Linked DNA regions of Homo sapiens: region 1 is linked to region 2. A link is an interaction called in ENCODE POLR2A ChIA-PET data of the cell type or tissue named here. Cell type or tissue: A673. All regions are shown on one strand. Links, peaks and the distances in the headings refer to the core of each region. The heading gives the core; the rest is flanking DNA. Region 1 overlaps LOC101927967 (a long non-coding RNA gene). Region 2 has its middle 310 kb from the start of REG3G.

The links. ChIA-PET counts read pairs that join two places held together with the same protein. Peaks named below come from ENCODE experiments on the same cell type or tissue, not always from the same donor. Only the 100,000 strongest peaks of a DNase experiment are listed, where the experiment ranks them.
Region 1: POLR2A ChIA-PET joins it to region 2 with 12 read pairs; 1 of 35 experiments calls an interaction of 5 or more read pairs at or near these places.

What each region holds. Positions count from the first base shown.
Region 1 is chr2:78,061,424-78,065,838 of GRCh38, forward strand. All of the region lies in intron 1 of LOC101927967 (a long non-coding RNA gene), which reads right to left. Among named protein-coding and RNA genes, the nearest start is that of SNAR-H, 110 kb to the left of the region's middle. In A673, for the core only: no CTCF peak of the experiment used is centred there; DNase peaks (open chromatin) are centred at 2,058, 2,298 and 4,138; H3K27ac peaks cover 3,934 bases.
Region 2 is chr2:78,708,829-78,713,243 of GRCh38, forward strand. No RefSeq gene overlaps it. Among named protein-coding and RNA genes, the nearest start is that of REG3G, 310 kb to the right of the region's middle. In A673, for the core only: no CTCF peak of the experiment used is centred there; DNase peaks (open chromatin) are centred at 2,003 and 2,373; H3K27ac peaks cover 3,215 bases.

The DNA of each region.
Region 1 (4,415 bases), core at 307-4,306, 650 kb before region 2:
GCTGACTAAAGTGGCCTGGAATCTGGAACAAATTTGAGCAGCAGTCAGGCCACAAGAACTGCAGTCATTGTACAAGCTCTAATGTTTTTCTGGTCTCAAAGAGAGTGGACTTGGGGTATGTGTAACCTAGCATGACACCAGCTGAGGTAGCCAAGGGAGTGCTTGCATCATTCCTCCTCCAACTCTAGACAATGCAGCTCAGTGAGAGACTCCTTGTGCTTGCGGTAATAAGAGGAAAGAGTACAGGGAACTTAGTATTGCAACTTGTGTACTAGCTCAGCCAAAGTAAAATAAGGCATGAAGCAGATTCCTGAAGCCTCCAATTTCAGGCCTTAGCTTCTGGATGGCATTTCCAGATGCACCCCAGGCCAGAAGAAAATCAATTGCCTTTAAAGAAAGAATGTAGACCTGGCAGAATTCACCACCACATATAAAAAAGCCCCTTGGCTTTGAATAAACATCAGCGATAGTCAGGCAGTAGTTGCCATGGGCCTTGGGCAAGACCCAGTACTGTGCTGGCTTCAGGTATGACCCAGTGCAGTGCCAGCTACAGCATCCGTGGGAATGCTAACATAACCTCTTCTCTAATTCCAGGCAGCACAGTGCATAGAAACTCCTTCAGTTACGGAAAAAAAGAGGAAAGGCGTGAGACACTTTGCCTGGTTACTATGGGAATTCTCACTTATCTTACCCGAGTCCACCAAGGTGGCACCCCCAGGAGTCAGCAAGAGTTGCAGCATTACTGGGCTTGGTGTGCCCCCAATGCCAATATGGTTGCAGCGACTACAGGCTTAGAGCATAACACTCAATTCCCTTTGAATACTTAGAAAGCTTTCTCAAGAAGGATGGCTACAAACAAGTCAATACTGAAATACCTAACTCTTCGATGCCTAGGCATCAGCAAACATCCTCAAGTATCAAGAACATTCAGAAAATCATGACATCGCTGAGAAAACTAAATCAGCACCAGTCACAAATCTCAGAGTGTTGGAGATATGTGACTATTGAGACAGATAATTCAATATAGCTGTCTTAAGAAAGCTCAGCAAACTTGAAGATAACACAGAGAAGGAATGCAGAGTTCTGTCAGAGAAATTTAACAAATAGATTGAAAAAATTTTTAAGAAGTAAGCACAAATTCCGGAGCTAAAATATCCAATTGAAAAGCTGAAAATTGCATCAGAGTCTCTCAACAGCAGAACTGACAAAGCAGAAGAAAAAATGAGTCAGCTTGAAGACAGACTATATGAAAATACACAATCAGAGGAGAATAAATAATAAAAAATAGATCAGGGTAAACATTTTAATCAAAGAAATAATAATAGAGAACTTTTAACACCTACAGAAAGATATAAATATCCAGGTAAAAGAAGGCCATAAAACACCAAGCAGATGCAACCCAAATAAGACTACCTCAAGGCATGTAATAATCAAACTCTCAAAGGTCGTGGATAAAGAAAGGACTCTAAAAGCAGCAAGAGAAGAGAGTGCAATGACATATTGAAAGTGCTGAAGGAAAATAAAAGTCCAACCTAGAATATTATGACAGCAAAATTATTCTACAGTTATGACAGAAATAAAGACTTTCCCAGAAAAAAAGAAGCTGAGGGATTTCATCAACACTAGATTTGTCTTACAAAAACTGCTAAAGGGAGTTCTACAATCCAAAAAAAAAAAAAAAAAGGATGCTAACAACAAGAAATCATTTGAAAGTATAAAATTCAGTGGTAATAGTAAGTACACAGACAAATATAGAATAACACTATAATAGTGGTGGTGTAAACCACTCATATCATTAGTAGGAAGACAAAAAGACAAACCTATGAAAAAAAAACTCCAACAATTTTTAGGAGATAGGCCATATAAATAATTAAATAGAGAAAGCAAAAAGTCAGAAAGCAGGGGAGAATGAGGTTAAAATGTAGAGTTTCTTAGGTTTTCTTTTTTTGCTTTTCTCTTTTCTTATAATAAAAGTTGAGTTGTCATCAGTTTAAAATAATTGGCTATAGTATGTTATTTGCAAGCCTCATGGTAGCCACAAACCAAAAAACCTATAACCAATACACAAAAAACAAAAAGCAAGAAAGTAAAATATAGTACAAGAGAAAATCACTTTTATACAAAAGACAGGAAGGAAGGAAGGAAGGAGGGAGGGAAGGAAGGAAGGAGGGAAGGAAGGAAGGAAGGAAGGAAGGAAGGAAGGAAGGAAGGAAGGAAGGAAGGGCCAATGAAACAACTAGGAAACAAATTACAAAATGGCAGAAGTAAGACCTTACCTATCAATAATAACATTGAAAGTAAATGAACTAAATTACCCAATCCAAAGACAAAGAGTGGGTGAATGTATTAAGAATATTTGCAAAGAACCCATTTAACAAGAGATTAATAACCAAAATATATAAGGAGCGCAGTATCTCAACAGAAACAAAACTGATAATCTGATTGAAAAGTAGACAAAAGCTCTGAATAAACATTTCTCAAAAGAGTACATACAAATGACCCTTAGGTACATTACAAATTGCTCAATGTTATTAATTATCAGAAAATGCAATCCAAAACCACAATGAGATATATCACCCCAGTTAAAACGACTCTTATCCAAAAGAGATGCAATAACGAATGCTGATAAGGATTTGGAGAAAGGAGAACGCTTATACACTGTTGGTGGAAAAGTAAATCAGTATAGCCACTATGAATAACCTTATAAAATTCCTCAAAAAACTAAAAATAGAACTACCATGTAATCCATCGATCCCACTGCTGAGTGTATATTCAGAAGAAAGAAAACCATTATATCAGAGTTATCTGCACTCCCATGTTTCTTGCAGCACTATTCACAGTAGTCAAAATATGGAAGCAACCCATGTGTTCATCAGTGGATTATTGGATGAAAAAGAAGTATGTGTGTGTGTGTGTGTGTGTGTCTGTGTCTGTGTCTGTGTGTATGAACAATAGAATATTATTCATCCATAAAAAAAGAATAAAATCCTGTCATTTGCAAGAACATAGATGGGCTGGAAAACATTATGTTGTTTGAAATAAGCCAGGCACAGAAAGACAAATATCACATAGTGTCAATTGCATGTGAGAGCTAATAAAGAAAATTTAACTCATGGAGATCGAATGTGAAATAATGTTTGCCAGAGGAGGGGAAGTGTAATGAGGAGGAATGGATAAATTGTGGATGGCTAGTGGGTGCAAAAATATAGTTAGTAGAATGAAGAAAATCTAGTATTCAGTAGTACTATAGGGTGACTATAGTTAACAGTCATTTATTGAATATTTTACAATAACTCTAAGTGTGGAATTGGAATGTTGCTCACACAAAGAAGTGATAAAGACTTGAGGTGATGGATACCTTAATTACCCTTATTTGATTATTATGCATTGTATGCCTTTATGAAAACATTACATGTACCCTATATATACAACTATTATGTGCTCATAATAATTATAAATAAGTTTATGGAGTTTTAAAATATCTGCTGGAATATTTCATCTATATAATGTATAATACATTTTATATTATAGATTTGTGTGTGTACGTCTATACATAGAGATGTACACACACATATGGATATACCTTATTAAGTATATATTGGTAATATGTCATAAAGACCCAGCCAAGTATATTATGTTTTTATATTATAGATGTGTGTGTGTACATCTTACATATAGATGTACACACACACATATGCATATACCTTATTAAGTATATATTGGTAATATATCATAATGACCCAGCCAAGTATATTATGTTTTTATACTAATAAAAACTAGATATCTCCAAAATGTCAAACATACAAAAAAGTGGGTAAATAAATCACAGTAAAACCATACAATAAAATGTAGCATTTACAAAGCATGTGGGTACATACTATCAAAGAAAAATTAGAAAGATGGACAGCAGTTAAAGTGGTAAAAACTGATTTTATTCAGGAGTATTGCAATATGGAAAAAGATATTTTAGCACAGAATTTGCCTCAGTTCTAAAAACAGCATAGGAATTGAAAATTTGTAGGCAAGTAACATGATAGAGGTCAGTGTGGATGGTAAATTACTAAGAGGAAACCTCAGGGAGAGGGGAAATCTGGCTAATTCCACCTAACAGGATTATTGCTGAAGATAGGCTAATCAGACATCATTTGGGGGTGGTCAAGGATGAGAACCTGATTAGGTATTGAGGACGATCAGATAAGGAGAACGAGAGGTTCTTGTTAGATTGACTTAGCGGGGGGCTGAGTCAAATAAATGTTCAGTAGGATAAATAACATTTGGAAAAGAATCCTTGTCAGTACCTATTGATGTCTTTGTTCATATTTGTGTTATGAACATTCATGATGCATATTTTTATTAGAAATGTTCCACTCTTTAAATGACCATATTGGTAATATTTTATTTTTCTTCTCATACAG
Region 2 (4,415 bases), core at 330-4,329:
AAACTATTTCATTACTACAGCAAAGTACATTTGAACACCACTGCCAACCTTGAAAAAGATTCATTTGAGAGTATTAATGGATAGATCTTTAGAACTGAGTCACTGAGGAGTATGCTGAGGAGTTAAGGGATGGCCTCAAGATTCAAACACGAGTGGGCTGACATCAGAGCTGACGCACTTATTTTTTTTTAGTACTTCATCTTGAAGCAAATTAAAATACATAAAATTTCTCAAATATATATGTTTTGTGTATTTCATCATAAAGTCAAAGAAACTCATTAGCATAAATATGCAACAAAGATAAATATCTTACCAGAATAGTGGCAATTAACAGTATAAAATAGAAATTTGTTTTTCTTTAGAGTCACTCAGTAAAATGGTGCTTTGTCCATGCTATTTGATTTGTAATATGAATTACAAAACAAGACAAAGCTTTGCTGGCATAATAATCAATATTGTTAAGTGTCCCCAATTTGATCTATGAATTTCATGCAACAGTTGTCCTCATTTTGTAGCAATTATGAAGCTGATTCTAACATTTATATTAAATTATTTTTAATGTATAATAGTGAAAACAACTTTGAAAAAGAGAAAAGTTGAAGGATTTATGCTACCTCATTTAATGATTAATTTAACAGGTATGTTAAACAGAATCAGGTGTTATTAAATCCTAGCTACACAACTGCATTTGTGGAACAGAAATAGATACATATGTGAAAATAAATTCAACTTAATTAAATATTCAAGGGAAATTCAGTGGAGAATGGACTATCTTTTCAATCAATGGTGCTGGAACAGAGACATTCATAGGCAAAAAATAAACAATAAAAAACTTCAATCCATATGTCATGTTGCATAAAAATTAATTCAAAGTGGATCATAGACCCAAATGTAAAACCTAAAACCATAAAACTTGATGGAAAAAATGTAGAAGAAAATCTTTATATACTTGGGTTAGTCAAAGATTCCTCAGATACAATACCAAAGCTCCATCAATAAAGAAACCACTCTCAAATCTCAATAAAAATAAAATAAAATAAATGAGGAACCATTTAAAAATGGGCAAAACATTTAACAGATACTTTATCAAAGAAGATCTATGGATTGCAGATAAGCTCCTGAAAAGGTACTCAACATTATTTTTCATTAGGGAAATACAAATTAAAACCATTAGATTCCATTACATACCTATTAAAATGTCTAAAATTTAAAAAGACAGATTATATCAAGTGTTGGTAGGAATGTGGAACAATATTCTCCCACCATATGACCCAGCCATCCCACACCCACATATCTTATTAAATAAAAGAAACTGTTCAAACAAAACTTATACATAAATGTTCACAACAGATCTATTTATAATAGCCCCAAAGTGGAAATCCACTAACAAGTCAATGGAAAAACTAACTTATATATTCACACTGTGGAATACTAGGCAGCAATAGAAAAGAATACTATGGACACCTGCAACAACATAGATGAATCTCAAAATATTTTTGCTAAATGAAAGAAAACAGGCTGGGCGTGGTGGCTTATGGCCAGGCGAGGTGGTGGCTCATGCCAGGCGTGGTGGCTCATGCCTGTAAACCCAGCACTTTGGGAGGCAGAGGTGGGTGGATCATGAGGTCAGGAGTTCAAGACCAGTGTAACCAACATGGTGAAACGCCATCTCTACTAAAAATACAAAAATTAGCTGAGCATGGTGGCGGGCGCCTGTAATCCCAGCTACTCAGGAGGCTGAGGCAGGAGAATTGCTTGAATCTGGGAGACAGAGGTTGCAGTGAGCTGAGATTGTGCCACTGTGCTCCAGCCTGGGTGACATAGTGAGACTCTATATCAAAAAAGAAAAAGAAAGGAAGGAAGAAAGGAAGGAAGGAAGGAAGGAAGGAAGGAAGGAAGGAAGGAAGGAAGGAAGGAAGGAAGGAAGGAAGGAAAATGACCCCTGCATGATTTCATTAATATAAAATTCAAGTAAATGCAAATGAATCTTCAATGACAGAAAGCAGGTCAGTAGTTGTCTGGGGATTACTAAGGATTTGAAGAATATCTGAGGGGTGGTAAATATGTTATCTTGGTTGTGGTGATGTTTTTTCTGGTGTACACATAAGTCGACATTGATTGTTTTTTAAAATGTACATTTTATTTTATGTTGATTGTATCTAAATAATTCTGTTTTTAAAAAAGAAAATGAAAATTTTATTTACCAGGGATAAATCTTCTCCTAATATTAAATACAAAGCTAGGCATATTTAAGACTCTGTTTAATCTTAAGTAATTCATCATCCTATGGTTGGCTGCAGCAACAAATACAGTCTTGAATAAGAAATTACAATGTGTTTAGTCAAAACAGACAAATTTTGATGAAACTCCAAAACCACTGGCTTCCCAGAGATGATGTAGTTTTCTCACACTCCACCCCATCTCTCATGGCCACATACTTCCCATGGATGGGCTGGCTTTGGCATGGTTGGTGGGTGAGCCTGAGAATCTAGAGTCTTCTTCCATGATGTTGTGCTTCATGTTGTGCTGTTGCCCATCTGAGTTTCCTTAAACCAATAAATCCATCATAGCCAGTGAGTTTGATTGTCTATTAGAATCCAAGACCCACACTGTTTGTTGATTAGAGTAAGCATTGCATATACTTATTCATGTATTTCTTAATCATTTCTGTCATTACCTATTGAGTTCTTAGTGCAGTTGAATACTTACACCCTTATGATGGACCGTTTTATATGTCAACTTGGCTAGGCTACAGTCGCCCATTTTTCAATCAAACATCAATCTAGCCATTGCTGTTATTCTGTAGTCGTAATTAAAGCCCGTAATCAGTGACTTTAAAAAAAAGACTCTTAGAGAATTCAGGTAGGTCTGACTCAAATCAGTTGAAGGCCCTAAGAGCAGAGCTGTGGTTTTTCTGGAGAGTAAATGCTACCTGAGAACAGAAACTCCAGTTAGTATTTGAGAATTCTAGCCTGTCCTTCCTGATGGGTCACCCAACAGATTTCAAACTTGCCTTGCCAGTCTTCACATGGTATATGCCAATTCTTTTAAATAAATTGCATTACATATATATGTGTGTATGTATGTATATGCATATATTTGCATATGTATATGTATATGCATATATATACATACACACATATGCATATATATGCAGATATTTCTATATCAATCTACATACACATAAATACACACACACACACACACACACACACACACACACTCAGCTCTCCATATTCATGGGTCCTACATCTGTGGATTCAAGCAACCATTAGATAAAAAATATTTGGGAAAAAAATTGCGTCTGTACTGAACACCTACAGACTTTTTGTTTCTTGTTGTTATTCCTTAAACGATACACTGTAACAACTATTAACACAGCATTTACATTGTACCTAATATTACAAGTAATCTAGAAATAATTTAAAGTATATGGGAGGATGTGCATAGGTTATACACAAACACTACACCATTTTATATCAGGGACTGGAGCATTCACAGATTTTGGTATCCCAAGGAGGTCCTGGAACCAATCCCCCATGGATACTCCCATGACTGTTTACATATCTCCTCCTTGTTCTATTTCTCTGGCTGAACTTGAACAGATACATTCCCATATTCTGTAAATATGCATATTTTGGCTTAAGCCAGTAGTATTTACATTTAAGTAATATACACTACTGTACAAGGTAGTAGACCATTATTCTGTGGAGTTTTTTCTATCTTTTTAAAATTTACTTTTGGAGTTGATTATTTCTACTTTTTAAATAACATTTGCTTAGCTTTCTATGTATCTACTTTTAATTAAGTCCAAAGATTTCATTCAACCTGTAAAAAGAAAATAAAGTTTCAGGACCTTCCAAATTTATTATGCCAAAGGGAGAAGTTAAGCCCTGGAAGTTGACTCCTACAACACAACCGGTTTTCTTCTCTGGTGCATGACCATTGCTTCCTAATCTTTGTGTTGAGATGTTTTATATTAAGCAGACTCCCTATTCTTTACTCAAAACTGGACTAAATCACATGGAGATAGAGAACCTTGTAACTATTACCTCTTTAGAAGAGAATACTGAGCAACCCCCTTAGAGTGTAATCAATAGTAGGTAATCAAAGCTTGTATTTGAATATTAGCCTTTGAGTGGAAAATGCAATTTTCCAAGGTTCAGCACCTCCATTTTGCCTGTATAAATCATCCCCATTTTTGCCCACACTGGGAACACTGATCACCATTCTTTGGTATGGCTCTGTTCCCCAGATGGCTGCCCTCACACTTTGTGCTTGAATACAACTCTCTTTAAATTATTCAGAGCTTTTCAGTTATTTTATGTTGGCAAATCTAACAAAATCTTGGTAGTATTTTTTGCTCTAGATGTTCAAGCATATAATCTGTAATCTCCTTTTTACCATTTTGACAT